3 separate regions of the Homo sapiens genome follow, and all the other regions are linked to region 3. A link is an interaction called in ENCODE POLR2A ChIA-PET data of the cell type or tissue named here. Cell type or tissue: CD4-positive, alpha-beta T cell. All regions are shown on one strand.

Region 1 (8,000 bases), 69 kb after region 3:
GAGCTCAGGCAATCTGCCCATCTCAGCCTCCCAAAGTACTGGGATTACAGGCGTGATGAATTTATTTTTAATAATTGAAAATGACATGACTAAGTATTAAGTGATGGTTCTCTTGCACAAGGGTAGAAACCTTGGTGACTGTAATCCCTAGAGCCCTACTTTCCTTTCTGTTGGCCCTAACATTCTGCCTCACTATATTTTCACGACTCATCAGTGAATCGGAGAATGTTTCTGAGAACTTGGAGGATGCTGACTTTTCTAAATTCACCTATGTTGACCCTTTAGAGCAGGGGTCCTCCAGCCCCCAGGCCATGGACCAGTGGTGGTCCGTGGCCTGTTAGGAACTGGGGTGCACAGCAGGCGGTGAGTGACCGTTCCTGCCTGAGCCCCGCCTCCTGTCAGATCAGCCACAGCATTAGAGTTTCACAGGAGCAGAAACCCTATCATGAACTGCGCAAGTGAGAGATCTAGGTTGCACACTCCTTATGAGAATCTAATGCCTGAGGACCTGTCACTGTCTCCCATTACCCCCAGATGGGACCATCTAGTTGCAGGAAAACAAGCTCAGGGCTCCCACTCATTCTACATGATGGTGAGTTGTAATTATTTCATTATATGTTACAATGTAATAATAATAGAAATAGAGTGGACAATTAATGTAATGTGCTTGAATCATCCTGAAACCATTCCCCACCCCAGTCTGTGGAAAAATAGGCTTCTACAAAACTGGTCCCTGGTGCCAAAAAGGTTAGGGACCGCTGCTTTAGAGAACTCATCAGCGCAGCACTCTGCATCACAAATTGCATAAAATGTCTTTCTTGAGTATACTGTGAACACTCAGTTGTGCATTTAGCAGTGCCCCTGCTTCTTTTCAAAATATAGTTCTAATTGGCTGAAAGTTCTTTCCTGCACTGAAATTTACCTCCTTGGATATAATTTCTTCCATTGGTCCTGATTCTGCCCTCTGGTTACTCTGAATAAGTGGAATTCATGTAATGCCTCTGCCACAGGAAATCCCTTCAACTAATTAAGGGTGGCCAGCACCCTCTTCTGCCTGTTCTTCTTGACAGTAAATGATAACTAAATTCCTTTAGTTATCTTTCTTTGTCAGAGTTTCTAGACCTATGGTCTTGATCATCTTTGCCCAGACACACAAAGTTTGTCAGTTTGCTTTTTGTACTAGTTCTTGCTGCCAGGATACTCAGTCTATGTTTAATAACCTTTTTATTGTGGTAAAATATATACAATATAAAATGTATCATGCTAGCCATTTTTAATTGTATAGTTCAGTGACATTCATACATTCACATTGTTGTGCAACCATCACCACCATCCATCTCCAGAACTATTTTATCTTCCCAAACTCAAACTCTGTCCCCATTCAACACTAACGCCCCATTCCTCCCACTCACCAGCCCCTGATAACTGCTCGTCTACTTTCTATGCCTATAAATTTGACTACTCTAGGAACCTCGTATAAGTGGAGTCTTAGCGTATTTGTCCTTTGTTTCTGGATCATCTCACTTAGCATCATGTTTTTAAGGTTCATCTGTGTCGTAGCAGGTGTCAGAAAGTTTCATGCCTTTTTAAGGATGAGTGATATTCCATTGTATGAATATGCCCCATTTTGTTTGTTTGTTCCTCTGCTGATGAACATTTGGGCTGTTTCTAGTTTTTGGCCATGGTGAATAATGCTGCCACGGAGTTTAGTGTACAAGTATCTCAGTCCTCATTTTCAACTATTTTGAGAATACCCAGGAATGGAATTGCTAGATCATGTGGTAACTCTGTTTAACTTTTTGAGGAATCACTGCACTGTTTTCCTCAGAGTCTGTACCACTTCACATGTCCACCAGCAATTCAAGAAGGTCCCACATCTTCACAGCCTCACCAACACCACCTTCCCTTTTTTTGGTAATAGCCATCCTAATGGGTGTGAAGCAGAGCTTATTGATTTGTGTTGTATTTCCCTACTAAGGAAGGGTGTTGAGCATCTTTTCATGAGTGTCAATATCATTACAATGCATATCCAGAATAATCAGTATTTCCAGATACTATTTGATAAGCAGAAGGTAAAAGTTCTAGATGCACTGAAGGTCCATAAATGCAGACCATGAATGAACTGACTTTTGCAGACGTTACATTCTACTGCCAACTCAGATAGAAATGTCAACTAACTAAAACCCCGGAGTCCTGTTCATCATAATGTTCTCATGATTTCCCCACCTGGCCCTGGACCAGTTAAGCTGTTGACTCTGCGTAAAGGCTTTTGCCAAAGTCAGATCTGAATTTGGCGTTGGCCTAGTTTTTCAGTCTACATGATCATTTTGATTCTGCATTCTACTGACCCTTTGAGTTTTGTGTGGTCTGCTATAAATCTGGCCTAACTTCTAAATCTTAAGGACATTTATTTCTAGAAATGCTGATGACTAGGGCAGAATCCAGTACCGAATTCTATGACCTGCCCCTAAAGACCCCCTTTTCCTGGATCTGAAGGAATTGTTGCCCCCTAGGTGCCCACTAGGTACTTTTCACGTTTCTAATAGGAGTGTTATGAGCCATTTTGTTAGATATCTCATTGAAATCATGTTCTCTCACTGGTCTAATAATTCATTAGTCTGGGGACTCTACAAAAATGGAAACTAGGTGAATCTGGCATGAATTTAGTAAGTCCATGTTGAGACCTACTGATTACTTTTTATCTTTTTTTTAACAACTAAACAGGAATCCTCCTGCTATAATTCAAGCCCATTTCTCTTTGAGTGAACATTTAAAATTGCTAGATAGCATTCTCTTTGCATTGATTCTTACTGATGCTGCATATTAAAGCCACCTCCAAGCCTCCTCGTTTCCATATGAAGTAATATCTACTCTTTACTCTTTCTCTAATAAATATTCATATGCACATTTCAAATGATTTTTTTTCTTCTCTGTGGATAGCATCTGATTTTTATGTGACATGATTAAAACGCTGAGCCCAAAGCAATTCTGCGCTATTTAAGTTTAAGGTCAAGGAAAGCAACCACACCTTCTCAACACGTTCCTCAACTCTGTCAGAGGCAGAAGCCTGGGATGCACACATGGACCCCGGCTCTAACTGTGGCCAGTCCTTGTGTTTTCACTAAGAGCAACGAAGCCAATACAAAGCTCAATGAAGGACAGAGTAAACATGGGGAAACTGCTTACCCTCTGTGGGTTTCAGCTTCTTTGCCTATAAAATGAGGGCCTAGAGATTACTCTCTCTAGTCTATTTTCAGCCCAACAACCTGGAGTGGTGCTGACTTGCCAGGCTCAGTGGCTGTCTCACCACTATCCTCAGGTGAATGCATTTGCAGATAGAAGCCTGCTCTCTTGGAGAAATATCCTTGCATTCTGATGTCATGGGAAGAACACATAAGTCCTCTCTTCAGTAATAACCTGCATACAGTAAATACTCATTGAGCATGGATTTTAGACAAGAGCTGGTGGGAGAACATGAACTTCATCCTTGAAATACTCGTATTTTGGCAGAAGCAATAAAACATGAATGCAACAGCATTGATAGAAACTGTAGAGACTTTAACACCCTATAACACAGCATCTGCAGCTTCAGAGTGAACAGTTCTCCCTCGGGGACAACAGCAGAATTGTGTGTAGTTCAACAGCTGGATCACTAGGTACCCGTCACCATCCATGTCTCCGTGTTAGATTCTAGCACCCAGGGGTATGTCCTGGGCCATCAGAAGATCAGCTTAATATTAAATTTGACGTTACGAGGTCTCTTGCCTGCTTTGTGCTTCTAACTCATTACCTAAAAAGAACGAAGGTGATAAAAGCTACCTACATCCTAGCTTTCTTAGGTGTTGTTAGGAATATGCCTGGGAAATAGAGTTGCAAAGTCAAGGTCACATTCTTTTCATTGTTTCTGTTATTATATTCAATTAAAAAGTAATATAAAAGGGTTTCTTTTTCTGCTTGCATTCAGAAGGGCTCAAAGCAAGAGGGAATCCCCACTGCCATCACGTCCTTTCCCTGCGTTGAGTCCTTCCTCAGGGCTCTAAGAAAGTCACAGGCTGGGAAGTCACTATTTTGGTGGAGCCCTGAGGGTGGGCCCTGCCCTCCCTGGAGAGCTCAGCCCTTTCAAGCCTGGCAGGGAGGCAAGGGCTCCTCACCACTGTCCTTTGAAGTCGTGTTCGTTAGCCCAGCAGTTCCTGTATTTCTGTGCGCTCAGTAATTGGTGAGCACACATCCTGCCATGTTTACTTTTAAAAAGAAAGGAAGAAAAAGTCACACAGGTGGAGTTCGCGGAGCTGAAAACAAAATACTCAGCCCTGGCGGAGCAGCACAGGCTTCCCTTAGCTTTCAGCTGAGCGCAGTCTGGTCTCTTTCAGTCTCCAGACAGAGGAAAACAAAAACAAAAACAAAAGCAAAAACACAACACCATGGGGAAAGGTGGCGTTGGGGAAAAAAGGAGGGAGGAAGAAGTCAGAAATGTGTCTGTCATGACTAAATTAACCACATTCATTTTCAGAAGAAGAGTTCAGGCATCATTCTAAAGCCAGCAGCAGCTTCTGTCACCCTTATCAATTAGAGAGACGCTAACCACTACTTTGTGGTTACCTAAGGAAAGCAAACACACACCTCCAGATGCTGAAACACTGTCCTCGATGATCAAACACACAACCCAACTCACACAGCAGGTTGCTGACAAGGCCCACGGTTCTGTTTTCCAGAGAAACACGCTGAGCAGGGCTGAACTGCAAGTGCTGGAAGGAACCCCAGCCTGGGGACAAGGACTGGAGGAAACTGGGGGGTCGGCTGTACTCCTTCCACAAATGTCCTGCCACTCCCATGCACCGCGCATCCTTCCTGGCTGGGATGACAGGGCCTTGTTTGGCTGATGCTCTGAGCAGACAGTTGTCAGGACCGAAAGAGCAGAAGGTGCCAGCCCTTCCTGTTGTGAAAAGGAAAGACATGACCTCCAACCCCACGACACTGAGAGAGCTGTCTCTTTCTCAGATGGTTTGCATATTTCTTCCAAGCAGGCTACCATGGCCATTTTCCCCTCAGCGAGGTCAAGTTCATTACATCATGTATCTTACTATGGTACCTTTACCATCTTTTGAAGAGCTCTCAGGAAAGATGTTTGGGAAAAACGATGTTGGAAGAATCAAAGGGTTATGTAGAATATTCATGGGAATTTTACCAATGGGGAAAATCAACCTGAAGGAAGTTAAACTGTTTGTGAGTCACAGTTTTGAGCTTAATTCCCACTACCTGACATCCATCCTGGAAAGGATGGTTTGTGGATGGCTTTATGTTTCCACCAAAATCAACATCGCTCAAGGTTTTTCATCGGGGAGATTTGTCTGTTTAATGACCTGGTCACACTGTCAACTGAAGAACCAATTTGCCCATTCTAATAATGCGATGACCACAGAATATATTGTTAACGGCAAGGAGAGACACTGTAATTAACTCCACAGTGATTAACTCTAATTGACTTAGGCCAAGGACATTGATAAATGGAGATAACTGGAAACTGGGTCTTCACTTATTGGTTCTATTCATTCACCTGCCCTTAGAATCTGAATTTGTGTGATGACTGTTTAACCTCCTCTCTCGCCTAAGCAGTTGGAGATCCTACCCCACACTCTTTTTTTTTTTTTTTGAGGAGTCTCTTTCTATCGCATAGGCTGGAGTGCAGTGGCATGATCCAGGCTCACTGCAACCTCCACCTCCTGGGTTTAAGAGATTCTCCTGCCTCAGCCTCCCAAGTAACTGGGACAACAGGCACGTACCACCGCACCTGGCTAAATTTTTATATTTTTAGTAGAGACAGTGTTTCACCATATTGGCCAGGCTGCTCTCGAACTCCTGACCTCATGATCCGCCTGCCTCGGCCTCCCAAAGTGCTGGGATTACAGGCGTGAGCCACTGCGCCCAGACCCACATTGTCTTAAGTCAACTCTTTCTTTTCCTGAGTGACAAAGTCTGCTATTATTTCCTTTCTGTTTTTTTTTTTTTTAATCTATAGGGGAAAAATAGCGGGAAAATGTGAATGTAACATTTTTATTTTTACGATACTGGGACTCTGGGAGTTAATCTCTAACTTGCTAAATAAGAAGATTATCCAATTCAGTTAAAAATAATATTAATTACTGAGCACTCACAAATGTGTGACTTCAGGAACCACGGACATGAGAAAGGCATTTTTCTTGCACCTGGTCTTCATGTAACTTATCATTTAGAAAGGGAAGAGAAGGAGGCTAAATTAATTTTTATCATGGCTCAAAGCACTGCACTGGGCGCTGTCTGTTGCTTTACCTGATTTTATTAAATCCTCACAACAACCTTTGAAAAATGGCCTACTGATCCGATTTTACAGAAGAGGCAATGGAGGCTTTCAAAGGTTAAACTGGAATATTCTTGAGGCTGAAAAAGGAAGGACGTGGTGACACCTGCTACAACATGGAGGAAACTTGGGGACATTATGCTCGGTGAAAGAAGCCAGACACCAAGGGACAAATGTTAAACAGTTCCACTGAAATGAGTCCCTAGAGGAGTCACATTCACAGACACTGAGGGTAGAATTGTGGCTCCCGGGAACTTGGAAGGGGGGAAATGGGGAATTCATGCTTGATGGGGACAGAGTCTCAGTTTGGGATGATGAAAAGGTTCTGGAGATGCGTGGTGGCGATGGTTGCATAATACTGTGAATGTTCTCATGTCCCTGAACCGTACACTTCAAATTGGTTCAGGCCAGGCACGGTGGCTCATGCCTGCAATCCCAGCACTTTGGGAGGCTGAGGCAGGCAGATCACAAGGTGAGGAGTTCGAGACCAGCCTGGCAAACATGGTGAAACTACTAAAAATACAAAAATTAGCCAGGTGTGGTGGTGTGTGCCTGTAATCCCAGCTATTCGGGAGGCTGAGGCGGGGAGAATCGCTTGAACCCAGGAGGTGGAGGTTGCAGTGAGCTGAGATTGTGCCACTGCACTCCAGCCTGGGGGACATAGCAAAACTCCATCTCAGGAAAACGAGAAAAAAAAAAGGTTCACATGGTAAATTTTGTGTTACGCGTATTCTAGCACAACAACAAAAGAAAGAGTTCAAGTGAATTGTCCGAGGACCTACAGCTAGTAAGTGGGATGGTGGGGAACTGAGCTCAGAGATATCTAACTGCAAATGTTAGGTGTTACTCATGATGGTGTACAGGCCCTGATGTTTATTATTTTTGTTACCTGCCTCCTGTTTTTGTGTATCAATTAATAGTAAGCGTCTTAAAACAAAAAGGGCAGTAAAATGGGGTGCCAGTGGGATTAGGGTAGGGGAGTCAGGACTGCCTCACTCCACACACCATCCAGGTTTACAGTAGAAGTGCCCCTTGGGGTAGAGCAAGATGAGGTTGCAGAGGAAAGGAAATTTCAGCGTGGTGCAAGGAATATACACAAAGCTTAGCCATGTGGAAGCTACATTAGTTCAAAGAAGGTGTTATACTTAGGTATTTTACTCTCTTTGAAGCAATTGTGAATGGGAGTTCACTCATGATTTGGCTCTCTGTCTGGTATTGGTGTATAAGAATGCTTGTGATTTTTGTACATTGATTTCGTATCCTGAGACTTTGCTGAAGTTGCTTACCAGCTTAAGGAGATTTTGGGCTGAGACGATGGAGTTTTCTAGATATACAGTCATGTCGTCTGCAAACAGGGACAATTTGACTTCCTCTTTTCCTAATTGAATACCCTTTATTTCCTTCTCCTGCCTAATTGCCCTGGCCAGAACTTCCAACACTATGTTGAATAGGAGTGGTGAGAGAGGGCATCCCTGTCTTGTGCCAGTTTTCAAAGGGAATGCTTCCAGTTTTTGCCCATTCTGTATGATATTGGCTGTGGGTCTGTCATAGATAGCTCTTATTATTTTGAGATACGTCCCATCAATACCTAATTTATTGAGAGTTTTTAGCATGAAGCGTTGTTGAATTTTGTCAAAGGCCTTTTCTGAATCTATTGAGATAATCA
Region 2 (8,000 bases), 130 kb after region 3:
CAGAGACTGCAGTATAATTTGAACGTTATTCCTAAAAGCACAGCCCAGAGTTTGTTTCTGCAGCGTTCGCAATGATTCTGGAAGGTGTTTACTAGCCTGTGATAAGAATCTCTTCTTACGTAAACTAGCCAGAGTGAAGTCTGTTCTTTGCCAGTAAACTTTTACCCTAATTGGTGTGATTATTCTCAAGAAAATGGGCAATCTGGATTGTCAATCTTATCAGATTACGTGTGAAAGCAACAAGGATATTTTGCCTTCAGAATATGGGTTACCTGTTTTTAACTGTGCCAGAAAGCTTAATTTAAAATAATATGATGAGCTCAGGGTTGAGATTTTCTTTTAAAGAAACAGGCAGAGGACCACAGCACTTCCCTGCGTGTGCTCATGTCTTGTAGGCATGGGGCTGATGCAGCTGGCAATCAGGCATGGTCTGTCCTCATGGGCTGCTGAATTACAGCACAGGTTCTGCCTTTCCAGCCTTCCCATTCTCGTGTGTGTGTGTGTGTGTGTGTGAAAATAGGACAATTCTGGGAAAGAGAGGATTGGAAAGAGGATGTTTGGGCAGATTCAAACCCCAGAGAGGCTTTGTCAGCCACAGAAGCAAGCCCTCCTCCCCTAAGGCTTAATGCAAACATCTCACCTGGGTGATTTCTAACAGGGATCACGCTTCTCACACAGGACCATTCTCTCATGGCCTCCAGACTCTTGATTTCTCTATCCCTCGTAACTCCAGAGCCATATCCCAGCAAGGCTCAGGGGGTAAATACGGTCTTACCTGGGAGGAGAATGCTTACAGACTCAATGAATTACAAGATGTTGCCAATGAATACCAGCAGAAACCAGAGAAGCATAGGTGAGAATGAATTTTTAAGGTCATAAACCAGGAAGAAAGGAACGCAATTTTAGGTGAGGCTGAATTTCTCAAATTAGGGGCACTTACCAGAGATTCTGGATTCAATGTACCAGCTCAAATAAGAGAGAGTGATTCTAAACGTTTTCTGGGAAGGTTGGCTGAAGCTTGCCCTCAGGAAGTAGCTGACCAGACTCAAGGACTCTGAGACTCCAGAGTGCCTCACGTTAAGGCAGAAGAGGGGACTAAAAGACTTCAGGAGCTGGGAGGACTTGAGTGGATCCTTCACACGGAAATTGCTCACTCACCTATATTAGGTCCGGATTGCTGCTGTAACAAAGTCACAAATGTAGTGGCTTAAGACAACACACATTTACTATGTGTCAGTTCTGGAGGTCAGAAGTCCTAAAATCAAGGTGTGGTCTGGGCTGTGTTCCTCCTGGGTACCCTGGGTTGCGGGAGTGGGGGAGCATCTATATCTATTTCTTGCCTTTTCCTGCTTTCTTTGACTCGTGTTGCCTTCCCCACCTTCAAAGCCAGCAGCATAGCATCTTCAAGTCCCTTTCTGTCTCTCTCTCTCCCATCTCTGCTCATCCCACTACATCTTCTTCTCTAACTCCAAAGCCCACTTCCTTCTTGTACATTGGGTCCACCCCAGTCATCCAGGATAATCACCCTATCTTTGCCCCAGTCATCCAGGATAATCACCCTATCTCCAGCGCCTTAACTTGATCACACCTGCAAAGACCCTTTTGCCATAAAAAATACATATCCACGGGTTCCGGGATTACAATAACATCTTTGGGGGACAATTATTTTTTTTCTATGACACCCTCTAATGATGTCCCCTAAGAGAGGCCAGATGGTTACTCCTTCATTAAGAGGTGGAGAAATCGGCCAACAAGGGGAAGGGGAGGGTCTTTACAGAGTGCTGAGGGGTGGGCCTCTGCACTGACGGGCAGAGGTGGGAATACTGTAGCTCAGAAGGGTCCTGAAGTCCCAGGGTGGCAGAGCTAGAGACAGAACCAAAGCGAGCATGGCGACCAGGAGTTTTGTTTTTGTTTTTGTTTCTTGAGATGGAGTCTCGCTCTGTCGCCCAGGCTGGAGTGGAGTGGCGCAATCTTGGCTCGCTGCAAGCTCCGCCTCCCAGGTTCACGCCATTCTCCTGTCTCAGCCTCCCAAGCAGCTGGGACTACAGGCGCCCGCCACCACACCTGGCAATTTTTTGTATTTTTAGTGGAGACGGGGTTTCACCATGTTAGCCAGGATGGTCTCGATCTCATGATCTCGTGATCCACCCGCCTCAGCCTCCCAAAGTGCTGGGATTACAGGCGTGAGCCACCGCGCCCGGCTGGTGACCAGAAGTTTCTGAGGAACCAAAAAGTTTCTTGGGCAACAGCCTATTTGCAGAGATGAGCATAAGGTACATAGATATGACCTAGATCTCAGAAATACGCTCAAGAGACAAAACTACCCTTGGCTGTTGGGAGAGAGAGAGGCAAAGTTCTGTTAGACTTGTTTCCCAGCCTATATTCCATGAGTGCTCAGAAGAAAAGGGATTGAAAATAAACAACAATGATCAAAATCAGCAACCAAAATAAGGCAAGAATGACTTTGAGAGGTTTCCTTCTTTGCTTTGGCTTTTTTACTTTTGGGAAATGGAACAAAGTCTAGGATTTTTGGGAAAAGTATTAAAGAAGCATTGGTGCTCCAGACTTGGAGGCTGGCTATGGTGGTCAAAGGCAGCACAGCACCAGTGCCGTGGCCTCTGTGTCCTTGTGGTGACATGGTTGGGTGTAGGGGCATGATCAGTGGCAGTTACAGGAGAAGACAAAATACCCTCCAAAGACTTATAGGAATAGGTATGGGGGATGCATATTTTTAGGAGGACAGAGATTATGCAAAAAAGGGAAAATATTATCTTCAGAAAAATGCTGATACTATTAACTAACATTTATCACTTTTTATGTGCCAGCCTTGTGCTCAGCACTTTACATGCATTTTATTTATTTATTTACTCTTTTTTGAGACGGAGTCTCGCTCTGCCACCCAGGCTGGGGTGCTGTGGCGAAATCTCTCTCGGCTCACTGCAAGCTCCACCTCCTGGGTTTCATGCCGTTCTCCTGCCTCAGCCTCCCGAGTAGCTGGGACTACAGGCGCCCGCCACCACGCCCGGCTAATTTTTTGTATTTTTAGTAGAGACAGGGTTTCACCGTGTTAGCCGGGATGGGCTCTATCTCCTGACCTGGTGTTCCGCCCACCTTAGTCTCCCAAAGTGCTGGGATTACAGGCGTGAGCCACCGTGCCCACCCTACATGCATTTTATAACTTCATCATTTTCTCAACTTGTGGGGAGGAGGTAAGGGAGGCTTAGGAAAGTTAGGTAATCTGCGTGGTTATCTTTAGGTGGGAAGTGGGGGTGCAGAGACCACCACAGGGTCCTTCCGTACAAAGTTTGGCAACTTCACGGCAGGCCACCCTAGAAATGTGCCGCATGGGTACTCTGTGACTTGTAAGGCTTCTGAAAACCAACTTATACTCCACGTGGAAACTGAGGCTTGCTAAGGTGAAATAACTTACCAGAGGTCACATGGGTTCTTATTTCAGAACTGGGACAAGAATCTAGGTTTCTGACTTCCAGCCCAGCGTTGTTTTGGTGACAATATACTGTCTGATTGTAGAATCACTCAAGAGGGGAGCAAAGCTCAGGAAATGAGATCAGCCCAGTCTCCATGTGATGAAGCAGATCACAGATCCTCCCCGGATACACGTTTACCCCAAGATGAGAGCAGGCTAAGAGCTGAGAGTGGTATGCCCCTTCATGCCCTCCCACCAGCCTCACATACCACACAGAGCACATTTCTGACTAGCTTCTGTCACATTTGACACCCACCCTGGGGACCTGAGAGTCACCCAAGGGAATGAATGAAGCAGAGCTACAAATATTCAAATGGGTAAATTTCACAATGTAATATTGAGAAGACACTCGTAAGTTAAGGTGAGTGTGTACAACATGATAAAACATACATAAAGTTTAAGAAATGTTAAACAAGGCTCTACATTTTTGAGGATATATGCATATATAGCTTAAGTATAAAAAATGTGGAGTAATGCTAATCTTCAAATTCAGGGAGTGGCTTCTTGGGTGGAAGTTGGGGGTGGCGAGTGGAAGCACAGAAGGGTGAGGGGTATAGGATGACACCACCTTGAACTCATGATGAAGAGCTTGGCTCTTTCCCGGCAGTTTTATTCAATGCTCCAAAGGCCATTTTCGGTGTTGGGAGCAGTAGGGGTAGGGAGAGGGGTGGAAAATCTTGGCCTTGGCCCAGCTATGTCTAGATAAACTGGAAATTTGCCCTGACAGCTCTTTTCCTCTATTGTGCAAGGCAGGGCCAAGTGATGTCATTGGGACATGCAGATGTCTCTGTCCTCTTCTTTGACTAGTGCCAAGAAAAATGATCTTTGCAATGAACTGATGCTCCTTCCCCCAACTCAGATTCAGCTGTCTTATCATTTCTAAACCTGTGGCCACAGGCTAGATCCCTGGAAACTCAAGAAATGCTTTCCTTGAGGGAAATCATGCCCTGCTGCTTTCTGCTTTAAAACAGAGTGCTGGCTTATCTCCAGGATAGTGGAAAAGCTGTTGGCATCTCAGTTATGTTACAAGGGGCACACACAAAAAGCAAATTAATTGCTTCCTTCCTACCTTCTTTTATTCATTTATGTATTCATTCATTTAAGGAAAGAATATTGATTGAACATCTACTCAAGAACTGCAAAACAGAGATTACCTGACCTAAAGGTAAGTATTGGCAACAGAGGAGACAAACTTGGGAGCAGGCAGCTATAGCACAACACGGTGCAGCCATACCTAGGAGAGGGAGACGGGAGTCCCAGGAAGGATCACCTAACACAGCCTGGAGAAGAGCTGAGAGGGGAAAGCCTTAGAAAAAGGGCCACATGAGATAAGTCTTTAACAGTAAGTGGGAGTTAACCAGATGGAAAATGGGCAGCAGCAATTTTGGACAGAGCAGCAGGTGGAAAGTCAAGGGGCCATGAGAAAGCAGGATGCTTGTGGGAACTGCTGGAGACGGATGGTGGTGAGTGGATGGGATTCTAATCAGGACCATGTTTGTCCTCAATTTCTCCAGGGTGGCATGCACACAACAGCAAAAATGCCTATGTATTCCACGCTGGGCACTGTACTAGGAGTTTCACACATATGATCACATTTCATCTTCATTTTACAACCAAGGAAGTGGTCTAGGCTAGACTTGACCCTGAGTTGCCATCTCCTTGTATTTGCCCTTGACACTGTTACTACATGGAATTATAAGATCCACTCTGCTTACCACACATCTGTTGTGATGGTCAAATGATGCAAAGTATGTGAAAGCACTCACAGAACTACAAAATGCTTCATGTATAAAGTCTTGTTTCAACAATACAGGTCTTTTAGTGGAAAACTAGAATTAATAATGCTGTACTGATAATTTCCACTGTATTTCTAGTTGGTGTGAGGTCAGGGATCTGAGGTAGCAGAGAAAGGAGGGAGGCAATTTACACTCGGGGAATATATTTTTAAATGTCCCCTTGCACAAAAGTCATTTAGTTATGTGCAAGATCATCTTTAGCAGATTTATTAATTTGTGATCTTTATTTTGGGAAATTCAAATTATAGTGAATTCCCACCCATGCTTATTATGTAGCAGAAATCGTGCATGTCATCAAGGGCAGGGGAGGGAATCTCAGGGACTGGGAAGGGTGATTGGACATAGTACCTTCTAAACTCATATTAATAAAATAAAGTTATCAAATGAAGCCCAGGGTTGGGAAGGACTTATATGTGGAAATTCTTTTAGCATAATATGGCTCAGAACTTAGACTATGAGTAAGACTAGCTACACCATTTGCAGAGTCTAGTCCAAAATAAACATGCAGGATCTCTTAATCAGAAATCGATGAATTTCATGATGGCAACAGCAGAACCTCATGTCAAGTGTGTTGCCCTTCTGGGCACAGGGCTCTTTGTGACTACATGGGTTGCATGCCCATGATGCTGGCCCCTACTATAAGTTAGGAATCTTCCATGTTATCTGGTGAAAGGTATTGGCTGAGACTTATCCTTGCAGTGAAAAATGACTTGTTTGAGGACACTTGGGAACAGCTAGTGAAAAACATGAACACAGAAAAGAGGAAATTCTAAGTCAATTTGAAAGACACTGTTTCCTTATTCCTCTCTTCCACTTTCAAGTCCCAAACATCCCCTTTCTTCTACTGAATACACATGTTACCTGCCTGTTGTTGATCTATTCAAATGACACATGACTTTTATTGGAATTTCTTCCTGTTGGTAAAACTAGACCACTGCTACTGCAACAGAAGCTCATCCTTTTTGCTGAGTTTTCAGGGGAAATCAAACAGCTGTGTATCCTGTGCTTGGCCTTCAAAGTATTCATAATCTGAACTACTTTTACCTATTTTCCAGTTCTTCCAAATACCCATTTTCTGTTTTTATTTTCCAGATGACTATGATCCTGTTTCTTGAAATGTTTCTTTTTTTAACTAAAAAAGTTTTTAAATGCATCTCAGGTCTGGGTGCACCATGGTTACAATTAGGCCAAGAAAAATATTCTCTCCACTAGGTTTTTTAAATGTTCACCTCCACTTCTTGACTTAACACTTGCCCAAAACAAAACGGATCTCTTTTGCAGATGAATATGGTACCCCTGACAACACAGTGGGTTGGTTCAGTAGCATCCATTCAACATATATTTATTCAGCATTACGAAATATCAGGTGCTATGATGGATGTTATATATAAAGTGATAAACAAGGTAAATATTGGGCTCATATTCTATTGATGGAGACAGACATAAAAAATTGTCACATGAATAAACATACAATGAATATATAAATACAATGATGGAAAAGAAAAATTGTTATACGCAAGAGTCAGTTGCTTCTTTAATTGCATGGTTAAGGATGCCCGCTCTGTGGAAGAGATAGTTTAACTGAGACTTGAAGATGAGAAGGAGCCAGTCAGGCAAAGAACTGGTATGGATATGGGGTAGAGAGTGGTCCAGGTGAAATGTGATAATCCTAAGGCCAGAAATCATTTTGGGGATTTGGGGATCTGAAAGAATGTTAAAATGGTCAACATACTGTGAGTTAGGGATTGAGGCTAGAGAGGCAGGTAGGGTCCAGAGCATTCAGGCAGAAACAACAGGAAGTGTGGGTGCTGAGTAATCAAAAGGATGGACTGAGCTGGTTACTAAGTTACTGCTTCTCAGCTTCAAAGCTGTCCTTCCACACCCATTTCTTCTGGATGCTGAGATGGAGACTCTATATCACAAAATTTCTGCATTATCAGCTGCCAACCTGCTAAGCTCTGCTGAAGGAAGACACTAAGGGACACTGAAAGGCTAGAGGCATCATAGGAAGAGACCTGCTCTTTCCTTTTTGCTTCCAGTTCCTGTTGGCAAGGTTCTAGCAAAGATGATACTAATACACCTTGGCAGTGACAGTAGATTTCAGTTTGCACGTTTCCTAATATTGCTAGGTTCAGCTTCACTCCCATTCCAAACCCATCCTGAGACAGGAGCAACGGCTGGCTGGAGAGTCCTCCTTAGAGGTCTAAGTCCTGCTTTATGGAATATTTCCTCCAGGTGTCTCATAATCCCAAGCTCTTAATAACTCCAACCTTATCTCTGTGTTCCCCCAGACCTAAGGCAGATAGTTTTTCACCGCATTTAATAGTTTTGTGATATCTTAATGTTTTCTTTTTGTCTTTTTGCATTCTCTAACATCTGGTTGAAATTATTTATATTAAATTCATTTTGTTAAAATAACTAGTGAGATTTCTGTCTTTTGACTAGATCCCAATTGATACAGATGATGTTAGGAAATGGAGACAAGTGATTTTCAAGTTTCTAGCTAAGTTGGGTGGATGAAATGCCATTTTCATGGGAAGACTTGAATAAGAATATTTTGCTATCTTAGATAAGCAAAAGTTTAGTTTTGGACATGTAAGGTATGAAATGCCTTAAATGAGACATTTAAATGGAGATGCAGCAGAAGCAGTCAGATAGACAAATTTAGAGCTCAGGGATATGGCTGCAACAAGTAGGTGAAACTACACAGGAGATGG
Region 3 (8,000 bases):
ACAGTTTCCCCTGAAGAGTCCCATGCGTGTCACCTCCTCAGGATGGGAACTGTAATCACCTCAAATACAACGTAATGTTGGGTCTAATAAGGAAACTCCACTCTGCTCCACTTTAGGAAGAAATCGTTGCTAGGAACAACACATATTAAACTGCTCTATGCTATTTATCAGATATTTCTCTAAGACTGGTGGTGGAGAAGAGGTTCCTGAAGTGACAGAAGTTTTAAGGGGGAGAGACAAGGAGATGGAGAAGAACGATTTTGCCATCAAGGATCAAGGCAGAGGCCAAGCGCGGTGGCTCATGCCTATAATCCCAGCATTTTGGGAGCCTGAGGTGGGTGGATCACTAGAGGTCAGGAGTTCAAGACCAGCCTGGCCAATATGGTGAAATCCCATCTCTACCAAAAATACAAAAATTAGCCAGGCATGGTGGCACACACCTGTAACCCCAGCTACTTGGGAGGCTGAGGCAGGAGAATCACTTGAACCCAGGAGGTGGAGGTTGTATTGAGCCGCCTGGGCAACAGAGTGAGACTGTCGCAAAAAAAAAAAAAAATCAAGGCAGAGACCTGATAGCTACAGTGGGTACAAGATCATGTGAACTCTGGGATGAAGGGGAAAATAATGAAACAGGAGGTCAGAGAGGGGTGGGAAGAGGGTTTGTCAAAGATAGACTTCTCCTCTGCAGTTCTATTCGGGACCAGCCTTCCTGGCACCTGAGTTAGCCAGTATGATCTACAGTCAGACCATTTATCTTTCTTTTTCTCTTCCGCTCCCCCCTGTGCCCAGCCCCTGAACATTATCTAGCACTCTACGGGCAAATGAAACAAAAGAAAAGAGCGAAACATGCATCTTGGTATCAAGGAATGTATTATTTACATAGACAAGGTATTATTTAAACAGAACATATGAAAGAAGTCACAGAAGACACCCAGCAGTACAGGAGCAAAATCATCTTTCTGGGTCACGTAAGCTGAGAAGCCTGAGCGTCTGAATGACAAGTAGGATTTAGTGTATCTGAGCGTGATTTATAGAGTAGGTAGTTTGTCAGCAAGGTTTCAAAGGAGGGAGAGTAGGCTGGGCATGGTGGCTCATGCCTGTGATCCCAGCACTTTGGGAGGCCGAGGTGGGTGGATCACTTGAGGTCAGGAGTTTGAGACCAGCCTGGCCAACATGGTGAAACCCCATCTCTACTAAAATACCAAGAAAAAAAAATTAGCTGGGCGCAGTGGCGCACGCTTGTAATTCCAGCTACTTGGGAGGCTGAGGTAGGAGGATCACTTGAACCCAGGAGATGGAGGTTGCAGTGAGCCGAGATCGTTCCACTGTACTCCAATCTGGGCGACAGAGTGAGACTCCTTCTCAAAACAAACAAACAAACACAACAATGACAACAACAACAACAAAAAACAAAAGAGGGATAGTAGATTCACAGAAGGCATGCACTTTCCTGAGGCACTCTCTTGAAGGAGATGTCAAATGCTCATGTCTTCTGGGAAGCTGGTGACAATACTTTTGGGACTTTGTGAGAATGGCTGACAAAGGAATGGGCAGATAATATGGGCCATGAGCCTGGAAGAATATTACAGAGTCACATCAAGATGAGAACAGATCTGTGAGCTTAAAAAGTGGGCGTGTAGGGGCCGGGCGCGGTGGCTCACGCCCGTAATCCTAGCACTCTGGGAGGCCGAGGTGGGTGTATCACAAGGTCAGGAGATTGAGACTATCCTGGCTAACACGGTGAAACCCCATCTCTACTAAATATACAAAAAATTAGCCAGGCATGGTGGTGGGCGCCTGTAGTCCCAGCTACTTGGGAAGCTGAGGCAGGAGAATGGCGTGAACCCGGGAGGCAGAGCTTGCAGTGAGCCGAGATCGCACCACTGCACTCCAGGCTGGGCGACAGAGCGAGACTCCATCTCAGAAAAAAACAAACAAAAAAAAAGCAGGCATGTAGGAAAGATGCGGCATTTCAGATGCACTGAGTGAGTGTCTTGTTCTTTTAGTCCAAGAATTCCTGAATATGTATTCACTCATTGCCCGTTATTTCCTGTGTATTTGGACGAGAAAACTGTAAGGAAACATTGTGAGTGCAACATTAATTTCCCATAAATTACTGTGTGAAAATAAATAACATTTAAAAGGTGTTAGAATTCCTAAAATGCGTTTTACGCCTTGAGAGAGATGCGACTGTGATCTGAGTCACATATGGTTACAACTTCTGTTTCTCAGATTATAGATTAACTTGCTTCCTTTTTTCTCTTGTTCTGTACAATGACTAGAGAGAATTAAACAATTGTCAGGGACAAACACTTCCTGACTTCTTTTATTCTTTTTTTCTTTTTGAGACGGAGTTTCACTGTTTCGCCCATGCTGGAGTGCAGTGGTGTGGTCTCAGCTCACTGCAACCTCCGCCCCATGGGTTCAAGTGATTATCCTGCCTCAGCCTCCTGAGTAGCTGGGATTATAGGTGCCCACCACCCCGCCTGGCTAATTTTTGTATTTTTAGTGGAGACAGAGTTTCGCCATGTTGGCCAGGCTGGTCTCAAACTCCTGACCCCAAGGTGATCCACCCGCTTCAGCCTCCAAAGTGCTGGGATTACAGGTGTGAGCCACCGTGCCTGGCCGCCTCCTGCCTTTTTAATTAATGAATCTTGTTAAAGATTACCTTTTCCTTTTTTTGTCCTATTTTCCTTAGACCAGATGACAGAAAACCCATGACTATAGCACACTCTGTAAAAGATGTTAAATGTCCCTTTCCCAAAAAGAAACACTGCCTGTAACCAAGTTCCTGGAACTATGCACCAGCCTTGTATGAAAAAATGTAATCCTGCTAAAAATGCCTCTGTCTCTCCCTATGGAAACCCTAAAGTTCCCTCCTTTACAACTCTGACTTCATTCTTTTGGGGTGTTTCCAGGTGGGCCATCCTCAAACTTTGAGTTTGAATAAATGCTCTTTAAATTAGATTCTGGCCTTTTTGATTATTTCAGGTTGACAGCTGTAAATCGACTCATTTTTGTAAATTTGCTATAAAATCTAACATTTGCCAAATCACAGTTTGGTTACATAGCAGGGGAACCTGCAGAATGTCTGAGTGATCCCCAGTTTCTGAAATAACAACGTGTAAGCGTTCTCAGGATCAGAACGCCGCCAGAGGACGTTAAAGAAAAGAGGCTTATCTGTCACTACAGATGGGGGCAGCATGAAAAGTTAATTCTTGTCTTAGTGCAGGGACACGTCTTTGGAAGGATGTGGTTTCCGTGGGTTTTCTTTTCTTTGCTACAATTGTGGTAATTTCCAGGGCTCCTAGCTCAACTGAAAGGTTCATGGATTGCAGCATTTTTGAGAGCTTCAGATGAAGCAGTTTCTGAATAAAATGCTTGAAATTAAAAACTTTCTTAGATGGATTTTGCCTTAAAACTATGGAAATACCAGGATGACATACTTTTTAAAAAGTATCAAGTTCAAGGAGTTTTTCTTTTTAATTTTAAATGATAATAATATCTTGTAGTTAGTATGGTACTTTCTCCAAAAAAGATCCAAACTTCTCTGCAAGTGCTATTATTGTTATTATTATTATTTTTCACGTTATCCTTAGGAAGCAAAAAAGGAGAACCAGTGTCACAAAGAAATGTTAGGTGACTTGTTCAAAGTAACTCACACACTCATGCCCTGAAGCCATAACCGGAAGTAGAGCTTTGTGTGTTCTATGAATAGAAAGTGAAACTCAGTTTTCTTTTTCATAAAAGAAAAATTTCAAAGTGATATTGACCAAGAATGTTCAACTGGTGCATATTGGGAGTGTGGGAGTCAAGGGCAGTGATGTGAATCCAGGAACACTAGCGTTCTGCCTCTTGGCATCACCCTGGGAGGCCTCTCTTCAGAGGCCTGCAAAACCACGGCGGCCTGCCCTCAAATCCAACCTGAGGGAACGACCCAGAGACAGAGCTGTTCCTATAGGATCTAGAGCTACTTAGGTGTGAAATAGTAACACTACTTAAATGTCAGAATACAGATCGGCCTTTCAGAATTCAAAGGAGACACAGAGGAAGGTAGACTTTAGTTCACTTTTAATTTTTAAGGGAAAATTATTTCCTTGAAATTAAAAAGAAATAGCATCCTTACTGTGTTAGATGCATCTTTCCTTTCCAAACAAATTTTAGAAATAAATCCTCTTATTTTTCCACAGTTTTATCAGAGATAGAACACAGAAACTTTGGATACTTGAGTTATTAATCTTTCTTTTACTGCAGCATAACTAAAAAGAGGGAAACTGTTTCAGTGTTTATTTTTCCCTGTGTTTCAAAGTTTTATGGTTAATTATTTTTTTCTAATTGTTTTAAATCTACTTGTAAGTGGATAGTTAAAAGATTTATGACAACTCTTCTTGTAGACAAATTTTATTGTGGATTTTCCTATTTTTTTACTTTTTAAAATGTAAGTAATGGAAACTGTTAAAAATCTAAGTTGGAAATCTAGTAGTGCAAAAGTTGGCTGGCATCCGCACTGAAGGGGGTACTGAGAAGGGATCGTGCAATTTCAAGCCCTGCAGACTTTGTAAGACAGAAAATGTAAATATTAACAACAAAGAAATGTTAGAAAAAAAGTAAAAGAAAGAAGAGCTAGCCCTTCTTTCCTCTTGCCAAGACAGCAGCCTCTCAGAATGCTGATCTACGTTAGACCCTGAGCCAGTAATTTATGCCAGAGCCTGGATGATGTACAAAGTCATTTTGATCTAGCACACAGAAAATTCATTGTGAAGATTCTTTTGATTTGAGCCTCATTCAGATTCAGGTTCAGATTTCATGAATTATCCTGTACATCTATGTCCCCAGACGGTGCCGTCCCATTAGGGCCCCTGGTTTTACAGCTCCCAGCCCCTCTGCCTGTAACTCTTACTCTCTGTCCTGGGCAGGGGTAAAGTGGGTGCCTCAGAGCCCTGTTGATAAACGGCAGAGCTGGGCTTGAACTTCGGAATCCAAGTCCACAGGAATTTTCACATTTTGTAGCTTCCTAAATGGCTTTATCATATTTTCACCCTTCCATAGGTGATATATCCCTCATCTAGGAACTTTAAAAACTTTAACAATTTAATCCAAATGACCCTAATTAATAACAAGTGAATACCTGTCCTCAGAATCTCCTGAATAATCTGGTATTCAACAGGTGCGCTCTTTGGAGGCAGAGAGCAGATGAATAACTTCCTTTAAAAAATAACAATGCCCTGGAGAAGTACATAGTTAATTTATCTTATCTGATGTCTACACTAGCATACACAGGTAACTGTCCTCCCAAGAAAGGTCATTCCCAACATGTTCCCAGAACAAAGCATTATCCATATCACGTATCAATCGTTGCCTTTTGCATTCACTTGTGGTATTTAATCAGTTACTTTGACAAGCAAGGTTTGAATAATTAAGACATCTCAAAAACAACAACTCGGGGTGTTGGAAAAGGTGATTCAAGCTTCTTCCTTTGTTTCTTTCCTCTTTCTAAAAGGACTCAGTTCCTTGAGATCTGAGTCTTGAGCCAGTCAGATTTACATTTCATGTAAACATTCTCTGCTGAAGTTTTTTTTTCTCTCCCAGCACCAATGCTGTGGATGCACTTGTGGCTCAGGTCTTGGTAAAGCATCCCAGCTGCACGGAACTCATTTATGCCTAGTGTTCCATTATTGGAACGCTAAGCATGTGGGAGTTATTTATATCCTACTGCTCAAGGTCATCACCAAGGTCTGATTTCAAAATTCAAAAAGTTGCAACCTCAGGCATAAATGGGTTAAGGAGATCTCTCATAAGAGGGACAGAAACAAATGCTGCCTGAAGCTGTGATGGACAGGCAAGAGAAAGGAGCATACCTATCTTCTACAAAGTGGGATTCCCAATAGCCTTCCCCGTAAGACATGAAAACTGTCATACATGCAAATCAAAAAAAAAAAAAAAAATGGGGAAAAGGCACCAAGAGAAGCACAACTGCCTAAGTGCCCAGAAGCCCAGTCTAAAATGTGTTTATAGTAACATACACAGAAAGATATAATAAAAATAAAATCAGTTATAATCCTACCTCCCAATTAACAACTGTTAGTTTTTCATTATTTTTCATGCTTATACATGCAAATGTTCTTGCTTAAAAGGAAATACTATATATTCTCACTTATGATTTCATAAACAACATTCTGTATTGATGTTTAAGCATTTACATCATCATTTAAAATGGTTATATAGTATTATTTTCTCTGACCATATAATAATTTATTCAATAAATCTGTCATTGGGTATTTGTGTTGTTTCCAATTTTTCGCTACTATGAAAGCTTTACAGTAAAAATCTTTATTTATGGCAAAAAAGAAAAAATGTGTTTAGCAGTTTGCTACAAGCCTCAAAATACTGCAAAGGGAAAAGATTACAGGGAGCCCCAGCATGTGCAGAAAATCTAGACAACAGTACGGAGAGGGTGGCAGAGTTTGTCTCCTTGCCTGCAGGTGACATACCTTCACCCTCCCAACAGCATGGAGAGGGTGGCAGAGTTTGTCCCTTTGCCTGCAGGTGACATACCTTCACCCTCCCAGGCCAATGGGTATTTATCATCTCCAGGAGGGAGTTTCTAGTACAAAATCTCTTCTAGCCTTCATCATGGGAAGTTCCAGCCTGCTCCCTGCAGCAGGAAGCGGGCCTGCATTCTCCTAAATAGTTGACCAGGACACCTCACTCTTTTCTACTTCCTCTCCTGCAGCCACACCTTTCATGCCCAAGGCCCTTTCTGCCCATTCAAATTCCTCTTTCTAGTTTCTCTCAGCTCTGGTACTTTGTGTCTGCCTTCTGATCTAATATTACTCATACTGTTAGAAATGCAGCCTTGACTCTTATTAGAGTGTGAAGTTCTCAAGGTCGGGAGCTGTATTATATACTTCTGTATCCTCCACAGTGCTTTGAGCACAGCATATGCTCAGTAAGTGCTTTGCCATGGTCTGGCTTCTCTTTATCTTAGGTAAGTGCATTTATTCATTGATTTGGTTATTGCACATATGCTGAGAATCTACTGGGAACTGCAGAGGTGGTGATGGATGCCCCAGTTGCCATCCACTTTCCTCATTCATTCCCTGGTTCCCTCATTAATTCTTCCCATGGCTCAAGTCTCCTTAGAAGTTTTCCCTCATTCACTCTCCAGTCGTCATGGCTTGAGATAGAAAATGGGAAAAGGGCTGGGTGCGTTGGCTCACGCCTGTAATCCTAGCACTTTGGGAGGCTGAGGGGGGTGGATCACCTGAGGTCAGGAGTTTGAGACCAGCCTGGCCAACATGGTGAAACCCTGTCTCTACTAAAAATACAAAAATTAGCTGAGTGTGGTGGTGCACACCTGTAATCCCAGCTACTCAGGAGGCTGAGGCAGGAGAATCACTTGAACCCGGGAGGCGGAGGTTGCAGTGAGCTGAGATCACACCATTGCACTCCAGCCTGGGCGACAGAGTGAGACTCCGTCTCAAAACAAACAAACAAAACAAACAAACAAAAAGAAAGAAAACAGAAAATGGAAAAGCCTCCGCCCCTTGTGTTCTTTGGCCCTTAGTCATATGGTCCCACTTGAGGCTGCTAATTAGTGCGGGTGGTGGACAGCCGGGATGGGGTGGCAGAGAGGAGACAAACCAGTAAGAAGAATCATAATGCATGTGCATGAAAACTAATCTTCGAGGATGTTCATTTTAGTGTTATTTAAATCAGAACAAAAAATTAGAGATGTTCTAGTTAAATCACGTTGTAGAATATCCAAAGACGTAAGAAAATGTTCAAAATAGAGTGTAACAAATGCAGAGTACAGTGCAGTAGGTATTTACAGTGGGTTGCTATTTTTGTTTTTAGAAGTCCACTGCAGAGAGAATCTATAGAAGGAGAAACTTCAAAGTATTAATGGCGAGTATATCTTAAGTGGTGGGATTATAAGTGATTTTCTTCTTTGAGTTTATAAAAATTTTCTACAATGATCCTGAATAATTTTGAGTCAG

The links. Peaks named below come from ENCODE experiments on the same cell type or tissue, not always from the same donor. Only the 100,000 strongest peaks of a DNase experiment are listed, where the experiment ranks them.
Region 1: POLR2A ChIA-PET joins it to region 3 with 10 read pairs; 6 of 35 experiments call an interaction of 5 or more read pairs at or near these places.
Region 2: POLR2A ChIA-PET joins it to region 3 with 15 read pairs; 5 of 35 experiments call an interaction of 5 or more read pairs at or near these places.

The regions. Positions count from the first base shown.
Region 1 is chr10:6,538,992-6,546,991 of GRCh38, forward strand. The region is part of intron 1 of PRKCQ (protein kinase C theta); the gene reads right to left. Among named protein-coding and RNA genes, the nearest start is that of PRKCQ, 37 kb to the right of the region's middle. In CD4-positive, alpha-beta T cell, no CTCF peak of the experiment used is centred here; DNase peaks (open chromatin) are centred at 4,170 and 4,610; H3K4me3 peaks cover 1,884 bases; H3K27ac peaks cover 6,186 bases.
Region 2 is chr10:6,603,757-6,611,756 of GRCh38, forward strand. No RefSeq gene overlaps it. Among named protein-coding and RNA genes, the nearest start is that of LINC02648, 11 kb to the right of the region's middle. In CD4-positive, alpha-beta T cell, no CTCF peak of the experiment used is centred here; a DNase peak (open chromatin) is centred at 3,595; H3K27ac peaks cover 1,432 bases.
Region 3 is chr10:6,470,386-6,478,385 of GRCh38, forward strand. All of the region lies in intron 12 of PRKCQ (protein kinase C theta), which reads right to left. Among named protein-coding and RNA genes, the nearest start is that of PRKCQ, 110 kb to the right of the region's middle. RefSeq lists an enhancer at 3,615-3,794. In CD4-positive, alpha-beta T cell, CTCF peaks have their summits at 3,164 and 3,374; DNase peaks (open chromatin) are centred at 3,226 and 3,686; H3K4me3 peaks cover 985 bases; H3K27ac peaks cover 2,759 bases.